Regions from separate parts of the Homo sapiens genome. Here region 2 is linked to region 1. Evidence: chromatin contacts called from ENCODE Hi-C data. All regions are on one chromosome and are shown on one strand. The core of a region is the stretch at or near the end of the contact, and the rest is flanking DNA. Distances in the headings are between cores, read along the strand shown.

What was found. Hi-C counts contacts between places; a loop is a spot of excess contacts on that map. Pooled maps may share reads with other maps.
Region 2: a pooled map shows a loop between it and region 1 (4-fold over the local background). The contact joins two enhancer-like sites. A Hi-C loop is called at or near these places in 1 of 168 maps with a recorded cell type or tissue (naive thymus-derived CD4-positive, alpha-beta T cell), 1 of 37 single-sample maps with no recorded cell type and 7 of 50 pooled maps.

Annotation. Positions count from the first base shown.
Region 1 is chr21:37,554,196-37,559,441 of GRCh38, forward strand. The region is part of intron 1 of KCNJ6-AS1 (KCNJ6 antisense RNA 1); the gene reads left to right. Among named protein-coding and RNA genes, the nearest start is that of KCNJ6-AS1, 38 kb to the left of the region's middle. RefSeq lists enhancers at 3,075-3,134, 3,345-3,524. Within about 2 kb of position 1,959, at least 4 of the 41 ENCODE cell types and tissues checked have a DNase peak (open chromatin) inside an H3K27ac peak, as active enhancers do.
Region 2 is chr21:38,242,144-38,247,389 of GRCh38, forward strand. It overlaps a transcript of KCNJ15 not described here. Among named protein-coding and RNA genes, the nearest start is that of KCNJ15, 12 kb to the right of the region's middle. RefSeq lists enhancers at 2,982-3,061, 3,142-3,191. Within about 2 kb of position 2,961, at least 3 of the 41 ENCODE cell types and tissues checked have a DNase peak (open chromatin) inside an H3K27ac peak, as active enhancers do.

The sequences.
Region 1 (5,246 bases), core at 709-3,208:
GCCAAATAGCTGGGACCACAGGTATGCACCACCGTGCCCAGCTAACTTTTTTTTTTTTTTGAGACGGAGTCTTGCTGTGTTGCCCAGGCTGGAGTGCAGTGGCGCGATCTTGGCTCACTGCAAGCTCCGCCTCCCGGGTTCACGCCTTTCTCCTGCCTCAGCCTCCTGAGTAGCTGGGATTACAGGCGCCCGCCACCACGCCTGGCTAATTTTTTGCATTTTTAGTAGAGACGGGGTTTCACCGTGTTAGCCAGGATGGTCTTGATCTCCCGATCTCATGATCCGCCTGCCTCAGCCTCCCAAAGTGCTGGGATTACAGGCATGAGACACCACGCCCGGCCCCAGCTAACTTTTTATTTTGTTTGTTATAGAGATGGGCTCTTGCTATGTTGCCCAGAATTGCTTTACATTTCTAACTGGACATACACCCAAGGGGCTGGTCACAAGTGTTTGCCACATTTGGTATAGTACATCTCACAGTATGCCACAGACGCTCCGCAGGCTACACTCACACAAGCTGTTCTGTGCATGGGTTATTATGGCTTGTGTATCCTGCGTGCCCATGAAGTGCCACACGAAGTGTGTACTGAAAGGGATGTGTGTGAATGCCTCAGAGGCCAGAGGCAGAGCTTGGAGCCAGAGAGATGGGAGCGCCTCAGGACCAGAGCTGGTGGAGTCATCCTAGCCGCGTGGGATAGGAAACCGTATTTTCTGTTTTCTGCTTTGGTTCTCAGAGAAGGCAACGGTTGTGTTGGGCCGGTAGGTGCAGGGGGAAGTATGCCAGCAGAAGTCTAGGAGTCAAGGACCCTGGAGGTGGAGGTGAACGGAGGGACACCCACTCACTGCTGGTGAGCGGGCATCTTAGCAGTAGAAACCTACATTTTGGAGACTTGGATATTGTTGCTATTTATAGTTTCAATCATGATTCCCCTTAGTTTTCTCCATCTTTTGCTTTATTACTTTTTTTTGCAAATGTCAGCTAATTTTAGTTATACTCGGGATAAGGCGATTGGAATTTTGATGGGCATGGTAGAAATCAGAGTTAAAAACAACAACAACAGCAACAACAAGCAGAACTCCAAGGGGAAGGTGAAGCTTGGAGGTTAAATGCTGAGAGCCCTGAAGATGACTGGAGCCCCTGCTCCCATTCCGCAGCATCTCCTAGCCCTCTTCCCTGCTTAACCTTTGGAGGGTCTTGCACTTTTGTTTTAAGAGGAAGCTGTTCTGTGTTCTTCACAGCTGATTACTTGCTACCAAGGAGGTGGCATCTCCAAAAACTTGCCTTCAACACTGGTTTGTGGCTGTACAACAGTCAAACAGTTTCTCAAAGTGTGCTTTGTGGCCCGTCAGCACCTGAAGCCCCCAGGGGCCTGTCAATTGCAGAATTCCAGCTTCCTCTTCAGACTGACTGCATGAGTCTAAATATCTGAGTGGCTGGACCTCCAGATCTTCATTTTCAGCACACAACTACTTAATTTTTCAGCACACCAAAGTTTAAGAGCCACTGCTGCAAAATCTCAGCAAGTTGAGCTGAACTCTGAACTCCCTCTTATCTCCACAGTCCCTAAATGGGGAGTATCATTTTCCCAGCTCCAAGGCGACATGCCTGAATTCCTTCAGCTTGAGTGGCGTGAACAATGTGGGTGCCTTTAAAAGGCTAACATGCTGCCAAAAGATAACCACAGGTGGACATGGCTCTGGATGGGACTCAAAGATGTGGGTTGTTTCCAAAGATAGCAATACCAAACCCGTGCTGATGACTCTGTGTGTCTATATGTGTGTGAAGCTGAAGAGCCTTATATAGCGAGGTGAGGCCCCAGGAAGGATTTGCGGAGTACAGTGCGTTCCGCACGCTCTTGAACGTGCGTGTTCTCAGAACTCTGATATGTGTGTCTCGGCAGCTGATCTGTAAGGAGGTCACCACGTGTCCACATCTATCTTTGCAGACTGCCCCATCCAGCTTAGTGAACAGCTGATAAATGCCTGTAGCAAGCAGAGCGAGGCAGCTGAGCCAGAACTTTTACAAATGGGAGCAAACATCTGCCGTGGTTGCTCGTGGTAGAGGGGCTGTTATTAGTGTTATTACAGTTGGGGATGGATAAACTGCGGAGCCTCAGATGGTTCTGTGGAGATGGACCAACAATGGCACCACAGGTAAGAAGAGGAAAGGCACACCCGGCAGCCACTCCCTCTTGTTCAAATGTTGTTCTCTTGGTTGTTTGTTGATTCTCCCATTGTATTAGTTCATTCTCACACTGCTATAAGGACATACCTGAGACTGGGTAATTTACAATGGAAAGAGATTTGATTGACTCACAGTTCCACAGGGCTGAGGAGGCCTCAGGAAACTTGCAATCATGGTGGAAGGAGAAGCATATGCATCCTTCTTCACATGGCAGCAGCAAGGAGAAGCACAGAGCAAAAGGGGGAGAAGCTCCTTATAAAACCATCAGATCTCATGAGAAACGCACTATCGCGAGAACAGGATGGGGGAAACTGCCCCCCATGATTCAATTATCTCCACCTGGTCCCTCCCATGACACATGGGGATTATAGGGACTACAATTCAAGGTGAGATGTGGGGACAGGCACGGTGGCTCACTCGTGTAATCCCAGCACTTTGGGAGGCTGAGGAGGGCAGATCACTTGAGGTCAGAAGTTTGAGACCAGCCTGGCCAACATGGTGAAACCCCATCTGTACTAAATCCCATTAGTATATAAATTAGTCTGGCATAAAATATAAAAATTAGTCTGGCATGGTGGCAGGCGCCTGTAGTCCCAGCTACTCGGGAGGCTGAAGCAGGAGATCACTTCAACCCAGTAGGTGGAGGTTGCAGTGAGCCGAGATCACGCCACTGCACTCCAGCCTGGGAGACAGAGCAAGACTCCCTCTCAAAAAAAAAAAAAAAAAAAAAAAAAAAAAAAAAAAAGAAAAGAAAAGAAAAGAAAAAAAAGAAGAAAGAAAGAAAAAAAGAGATTTGGGTGGGGACACAGCCAAACCATACCACCCATCAAAGCAGGGCACTCTCTTCCCTCACCTGCTTTACTTTTCCTCAAAGCACCCACCATCCCCTCTGGCATAAACGCCTGGATTTATTCCCAGTCCCCTTCCTGGAACATGAACCCTAGGGGAGGCTTCCGGGATGTTCTGCTCACACATGGGAGGAGCTCAAAGAGCCTTTGTTGATTGAATCGATGATAGACAAGCTATCTCAGAGGAAGATTTGAAGTGACTGGGAGCTCCTTCTCAACCCTCTCCCTGAGACCTGCTCACAGAGCATGAAGTCTAAATTCTGGCTCTGAATGAGTCTGAGCAACGCCTGAGTGCCCAGCAACCTCAGCTAAGCACAGCAAGTTTCGGTTTGTGGCTTCCTCCCTGTGCCGAGCAGATCCCATCCTTGGGGAGTCCCCAGCCGGTCTCCACAGTGTCCAGACACCACGGTTCTCATGAGGCTCTACCCTCCCTGACTTCCACTCATCCAAGGGCCTCCAAGTCTTCAAGGCCAGCTCAGGCCCAGCCCTCCAAGAAACAGTTTCTTCTGATGACACCAACCCATCCTGATGTTTCCTGATTCCCAGTTCCTATGGGCTCCAGGCCTATTGCAGTCCAGGGCTCTGCTACTGAAGCTCTGGGTCTCACCAAGTGGGAGGTATGACTGTTCATGGGATCAACAGACCCCAGAGTCCAAGGTCCAGGGCTCTTAGATTAGGTAGAATCTGGTAAGATAGTAAGATACTACCAGATACTGGTCAGGCGTGGTGGCTCATGCCTGTAATCCCAGCAACTCAGGAGGCCGAGGCAGGCGGATCACGAGATCAAGAGATCGAGACCATCCTGGCCAACATGGTGAAACCCTGTCTCTACTAAAAATACAAAAAATTAGCTGGGTGTGGTGGTGCATGCCCTGTCGTCCCAGCTACTTGGGAGGCTGAGACAGGAGGGTCGCTTGAACCCGGGAAGCAGAGGTTGCAGTGAGCTGAGATCGTGCCACTGCACTCCAGGCTGGTGACACAGCAAGACTCCATCTCAAAAAACCAAAAAACCAAAGATTCTACCAGATACTACCCACAGTGTACCCCATGCATAATACCTAGTACACAGTAGAGTACACATTAGGTGCTCACAAATCCCTGTTGTTTAATTATTCAGGCTCCATCTCCATAGGTACCATGATCAGTTTTTTCACACATTCCTCTCTTTAGGGTCACAGTATGTGAAAGATCCCCTGATGCATTTTTTAAACATTTTATCAAAGTAAGAGATGCATGTAGTTGAAGAACTGTGTAGAACTGAAGGGCACGGTATGGTGAGAAGTGGTGCCTCCATCCGTTCCTTACCTCCCGGAAGATGACGCCTTCCTCTTCAATCTTTTAAGGACCCTGTGAGTATATTAGGCCCACCCAGATAATCCAGGACCATCTCCTCATCTCAAAGTCCTTAACTTAATCACATCTGCAAAGTCCCTTTTATCACAGAAGGTAAAAGTCATGGGTTCCAGGGATTAGGTTTGGGACCAATTATTCGGCCAACCACCTCCGTGTGAGCGAATGCCATTATTTCCTGATAAACCCATCCTTCACGCATCACCTGCCGATTTCCTATTACGAGAAGGATTTCACTCTTGTATCTTTACCTCACTTCCTCTCCCATCTTCTCACAATGTTATTAAGACCCTGCAACCATCCTTCCCAGCAGAGCCAGCTCATGTACTATCATTTCATGTCCTTTCTTGGAGGGGATTTTCTCCTACAGTGGAGACGCTTCTTCAATTTTCTGGCTGTCTTTATCTCTGTCCTGCAGTTTGCTCTTATCATGTTCCTGTCCTTCTCCTGGAACCCTCCCTCTGGAGTCCTCCAACTTTGTCCTCTGGGCACCTCACAGCATAGTGGTTGGGTGGGTTTCAACCATTGAGAGATAGAGACAGAGAGAGAGAACACAAACACGAGAATACTGAGTAGAGTCCTCTCACCTTTTTGACCCAGCCTTGGCAGTCACACAATGTCACTCTGGCTATACTCTTCTTCCAATTCTATTCACAGAGGCCCTGGTACGTTCAAAGGGATGGGGAAACAGACACTATCTCTTAAAGCAGGGGTAATGGTAACATTCTAGAACATGTGAGACCAGAAATGTTACAGTGGGCAACTGTGGAAATTATCAATCCACCCTACAGCAGAACAGTCTTTTTTTTTTTTTTTTTTTCCCCAAGATGGAGTCTCCCACTCTGTTGCCCAGGCTGGAGTGC
Region 2 (5,246 bases), core at 1,711-4,210, 690 kb after region 1:
TCCACGTTGTGATAATTGGTCATTTTGTTTTGTGCAGGCAAGACTTGGATGTGCAATTTTCATACCATCTCTTGATTGTTTACCCAAACAGAAAATGTAACCAGGGAACCAGCAATATGGTAGTTATGCACTTCCCAAATCAACTTGAAGTTGATCCTAAATGCACGCTGTTTCCACTGCTGCTTCTCTGATGCAGGTTCTGCCCCAGTGATAGTGAGCTGGGGTTACTGTGAACCAAGATTGCACACGGGGCTATATGTGGAAACTCCGACCCCATGGTGCCTGCCACACACTCACACACATACTCTTTGAGACCCAACCAAACCAGCACTCAGAGGCAAAGAGTTTAAAGAGGTGGGGCTTTATCCAACATTGGAACCATTTTAAATTCCCCAAGTAGCTCCATTTCAAGTTCTTCAGATGGCCTATGAAGATCGATAGGACGTCTTTCCCTAAGCCCTTGCCCTCGTGCCTCTCCTGACACACGCCCAGCATCTCTCTTCTGGAGGCCTTCCCTGCTAAAGCTCTTTCTGTGCAACTTCTTGGCTGACTCCTCCATCCCCAGGAGGCTCTATCTAACAGCAGCCTCATCAGGGACACCTTCCCCTCCTGCCACCTGCTCTGTGTTCCCCCAGCCCACATCTTCATTACACAAACTATTTGTATGCTCACTTATAAGCTTAAGGGAAAGAGACAGTAAGCTCGTCTGGGTAGGAAGTCTGTTTTGTTTACTGCAGTCTCCATATCCTATGGAAGGGTGCCGGGCCCACTGTAGATGCTAAATTAAAACCTGGTAAATGTTGAACAAATAAAATGATTAAATCAAATGGTGTAGTATGCAAGGAAGAAACAAAGATAGGGATTCAAGCCCTGCCTCTCTACCTGGCTGTGTGACTTCAGCTCAGTTATTGAACTTCTCTTGCTTTTAATCTTCTTATCATTATAATTACTGAGATTTGGGCCACGTTTTTAGAAAGTTAAGATTTTGTGTGGCTTTTTGAGCTTTGACACTTTAAAATTGTTTATCTTCTTTTCTGATTTTTTTTTTCCTGCTGGGCTGTAATTTTCTTAAGGGCAGGATTATTAAAGATGCATCTGTTTATTTCCTGAAATTCACAGGACAACACTTACACTCAGGTGCTCAATAATCATTTGTTGGAAATAACCTGTTTTGTTTTTTCCCCAGAAAGCCTGTTTCAAAAGGTGTATTTTATAGTATTTGATCTGCTAGATCGAGGGTTGGCAAACTTTTTCTGAAAGAAGTCCAGGCAGTAAATATTTTGAGTTTCGCGGCCATACTTTTTGAGATGGAGTATCACCCAGGCTGGAATGCAGTGGCGTGATCTCGGCTCACTGCAACCCCCACCTCCCAGGTTCAAGCTATTCTCCTGCCTCAGCCTCCCAAGTAGCTGGGATTACAGGAGCCTGCCACCATGCCCTGCTAATTTTTGTATTTTTAGTAAAGACGGGGTTTTGTCATGTTGGCCAGGCTGGTCTCGAGCTCCTGACCTCAGGTGATCTGCCCGCCTCGGCCTTCCAAAGTGCTGGGATTATAGGCGTGAGCCACCATGCCCAGCCTATATTTCTTTATCACAACTCTGCAACTCTGCCATTTTAGCCTGAAAACAGCCATAAACAATTTGTGAACAAATGGGCATGGCTGTCTTGAAATGAAACTTTATTTGCAAAAAACAAATGACAGGCTGCATTTGACCTGGGAGCTATAGTTTGCTGGCCCAGCACTAGACGGTTATTGTCATAAAATAACCATTTTCTAAAAACGAACTCTTTGTTTCCACTGTGTTTCTGAGTAAGTTACATGAGATCATTTAAGTTTCATTTCTATTGTTGGCCATTTGTTATATGAATAAAGATTTGCTAAGTGACCCTCAAGCTTGGGTCTTTATTTCATTTTTAGATTATATAAGGCTTGACCCACTTAAGAAATGTAACCGTCTTTTTATTTCTCCTATTAATTTTTTTTTTGTCTTTGTGACTATCTTGTTTATACAAACTGAACCTGAGACAAAGCCGCTAGTGACTGCTTTTTGTGGTTAAACTGGTTTCGAACCCACCAAAGTCTAGAAGAGGGAAAGAAAGAATTGTACCAGATTTGATGTGTTTTGTGTAACGTAAGCCAGATTGTACCTCCTTCTCTCTCTCCCAGGTCTGTATACAACTTAGGACCAAGAGGTGGACTTTGGTGTCTTAGTTCAAGCTCTAAAAATACCAGGGAAGCAGGGACCACGACACATCCCAGGCTTGGTGCAGAAACCTGACCTGAATTGGACCTTAAGATCAGAATATAGATCTATTGTCTTTCCTCACCTGGCTGTTACCAAACTAACTTCCGCATCTCCTGGGAGTGCTTTCTATTTCATCCAGGCAGTGCCCTTATCTGATCTGGAGTGGGTTTATCTCTGGGAGAGCTATTGAAGTGCCTGACAGGAGAGGACACTAAGAGTACCTCCAGTCTCCAACTGCCTCCTCCGGCAGAACTGAGCAAGTCCTAACCATGCCAAAAACATCATTATCTCTGGTTCCATCTTAGTCCCTGCACACCCTAGGATTCAAGGACTCAAGTAAGTTGGGGAGGGGAACATCTTTTCACCCCTGGAAAACCTTGTCTCCTCCCAAGCCCTGGGAGGGGAGAACTGCTGCTAATGAGATGCTGGTAGTTAGTCTTGTAATTTTTACAGTATTATCTGCAGAATGAATGACTACCAGCAGGTACTCTGAATCTCTTTTCTTTCTAATAAGATGTAATCAACGAACCAGATTGTGGCCTTGGAGCTGACCAAAGGATCAGCTAAAGGAATTGGACACATCCTGAGCTAGTTAACACATGGGTATTGTCGGTCTAAGATGCTCTTTAGGGGCTAGTGACTCATTCATGATGTGCAGGAAATGGCACAGACACCTCCATGACCACAGAAGGTTTCTACAGGCGCCGTCATCACAGGGTCTACAAACAGAAGGAAGTCAGAGAGAGAGGCTCAGGGGAAGGCAAGGCGGGGCTGGAGACCTGGATTCTACGTCGGAGTTTACCGCATCCTGGTTCTATTCCCAAAGTCCTCTCTGTGTGGCCATATGCCTGATTCTCAGCCTGGCTTCATTCCAGTCATCTCAGGATCTTACAAACAACATTGATGTCCAGGCCCCACCCCAGACCAATGAAATCAGAATCTCTTGGACATTAAAAAAAAAAATGAGTGATTCTTTCTGGGTGATTCTAATATGTGGTCAGGGTTGAGGCCACTGCTTTACTTCATTACATCATGACACTAAAAATACTACTGGAAAGAAAAAAGGAGGGCTACCATCTGCCTTCCAATCTCTTCAGCTGGGAACCTCTTCATAAGACTGTATCTGAAACCAGGATACGAGATCCTTATAAGTAATTCCATTTATAATAACAAAGAAAGAAAAGAAAGAAAGAAAGAGAGAGAGAGAAAGAAAGAAAGGAGGGAAGGAAGGAGAGAGGAAGGAAGGGAAGGGAAAGAGAGACAGAGAAAGGAAAGAAGAAAGAAAGAAGGAAAGGGAAGAAAGAAAGAAGGAAAGGAAAGAAAGAAAGAGAGAGAAAGAGAAAGGAAGGAAGGAGAAAGAGAATGAAAGGTGTTTACAGCTGGAAATCAAACAGAACTTTGCCTGACACATGTTCATTTTTGGCCATTTTTGCCTTTTTTGTGGTGTGAACCATTAGTTCAGCCCAGTTAACCCTGAGACCACCCACAAAGACTGAATTCAGAGGTGGCTGTCCAGTACAGTGATTCAAGGTGAGGCCTGTGAAGTGAGATCAAGATTTGAATTTCTGCTTCTCAGTTCACCAACTATTTGACCTTGGGCAAGTGACTTAATTCAAGACTTAGTTTTATCATTTATAAAGTAAGAAGAATAATACCTGTCTTACATACTCTGATTTGTTGATATGATAGTCAATATGCTATAAGAATAAATTAATAATTAAATGACACGGTAGACATAAGGCATTTAAATCTAATTCCTGATCCACAGCAAACCTTCAACAAATAGCAGCTGTTATCATCAGAGCTAAAACGAATCATGTATCTAGGCTAGGGTCTGGTTTCTTTGCTGTTTTGGATAATGGCTTAGGAATAAGAATAATGCCCACTGAAGAAGTCTTGATTTTTCTTAAAGCTCTAAGCTCACTAGAGTTTTTTGCGTGTTGCCAATTTCAATCAGATCCAGGAGTATTGGTTACTGTTGGCCTATATGATGAAGATTAACTTTTGGAAGAATCTTTCTGTGGAATGCAGGCCAAAAGAATTCTGAGGCTGCTTTTGATTTGCTTTGAGTTCGTTGCAGCTAATGTGAAGGATGCAAATATTTCTATATTCCCTACTATCTGCTTGGGGTCTTCAAGAGATGAGTTACAGTGACCTGGAGGTAACATTTTAAAAATGCTAGTTAAGATTAGTGTTAAAAACACAGACAAAGTCTGAATCTCTCCAATGCTTGATTTTAATTTTTAAAAAAGAGGAACATATTACAAAGGAAGCAGAATTTCAACATAATCTTTAGATGGTAAATTATGTTTTACATTAGTCTGCATTATTACCACAATACTTGCACCTGGCTGGTATGAGGAGTGTGTGTGTGGGTTAAAGGGAGCTGTTATTTACCTGCTTATCTATCAGACTGGTAATACCAATCTCACTCTGCAAATTTAACATCAGGGATTTACTGTTCATAATAGAATAAATGCATATTGAGAACCACACTTGAACTTAGCCCTTCTGACAGGAAACTTTCAAAGTTAGAAGTTACACTGAGCTTGAATTTTAAGAGAGAGGAAAAGTCATTTAATAAAACTAAAAAATGAAGGATGGATGGATGGATGGATGCATAGGTAGATGGATGGATGCATAAGTGGATGGATGGATGGATGGGTGAATGGATGGATGGATGGATGGATGGATGGATGGATGGATGGATGCATGGATGGATGGATGGATGGATGGATGCATGGATGGATGGATGGATGGATGCATGGATGTATAGGTATATGGATGGATGGACAGATGGATGGATGGATGCATAGGTAGATGGATGGATGGATAAATGGATTGATGGATGGATGGATGGATGGATGGATAAATGGATGTATGGCTAAATGGATAGATGGATAGATGCATAGGTGGATGGATGGATCGATGGGTAAATGGATGGATGGATAGATGCATAGGTGGATGGATGGATGGATGGATGGATGGATGAATGGATGT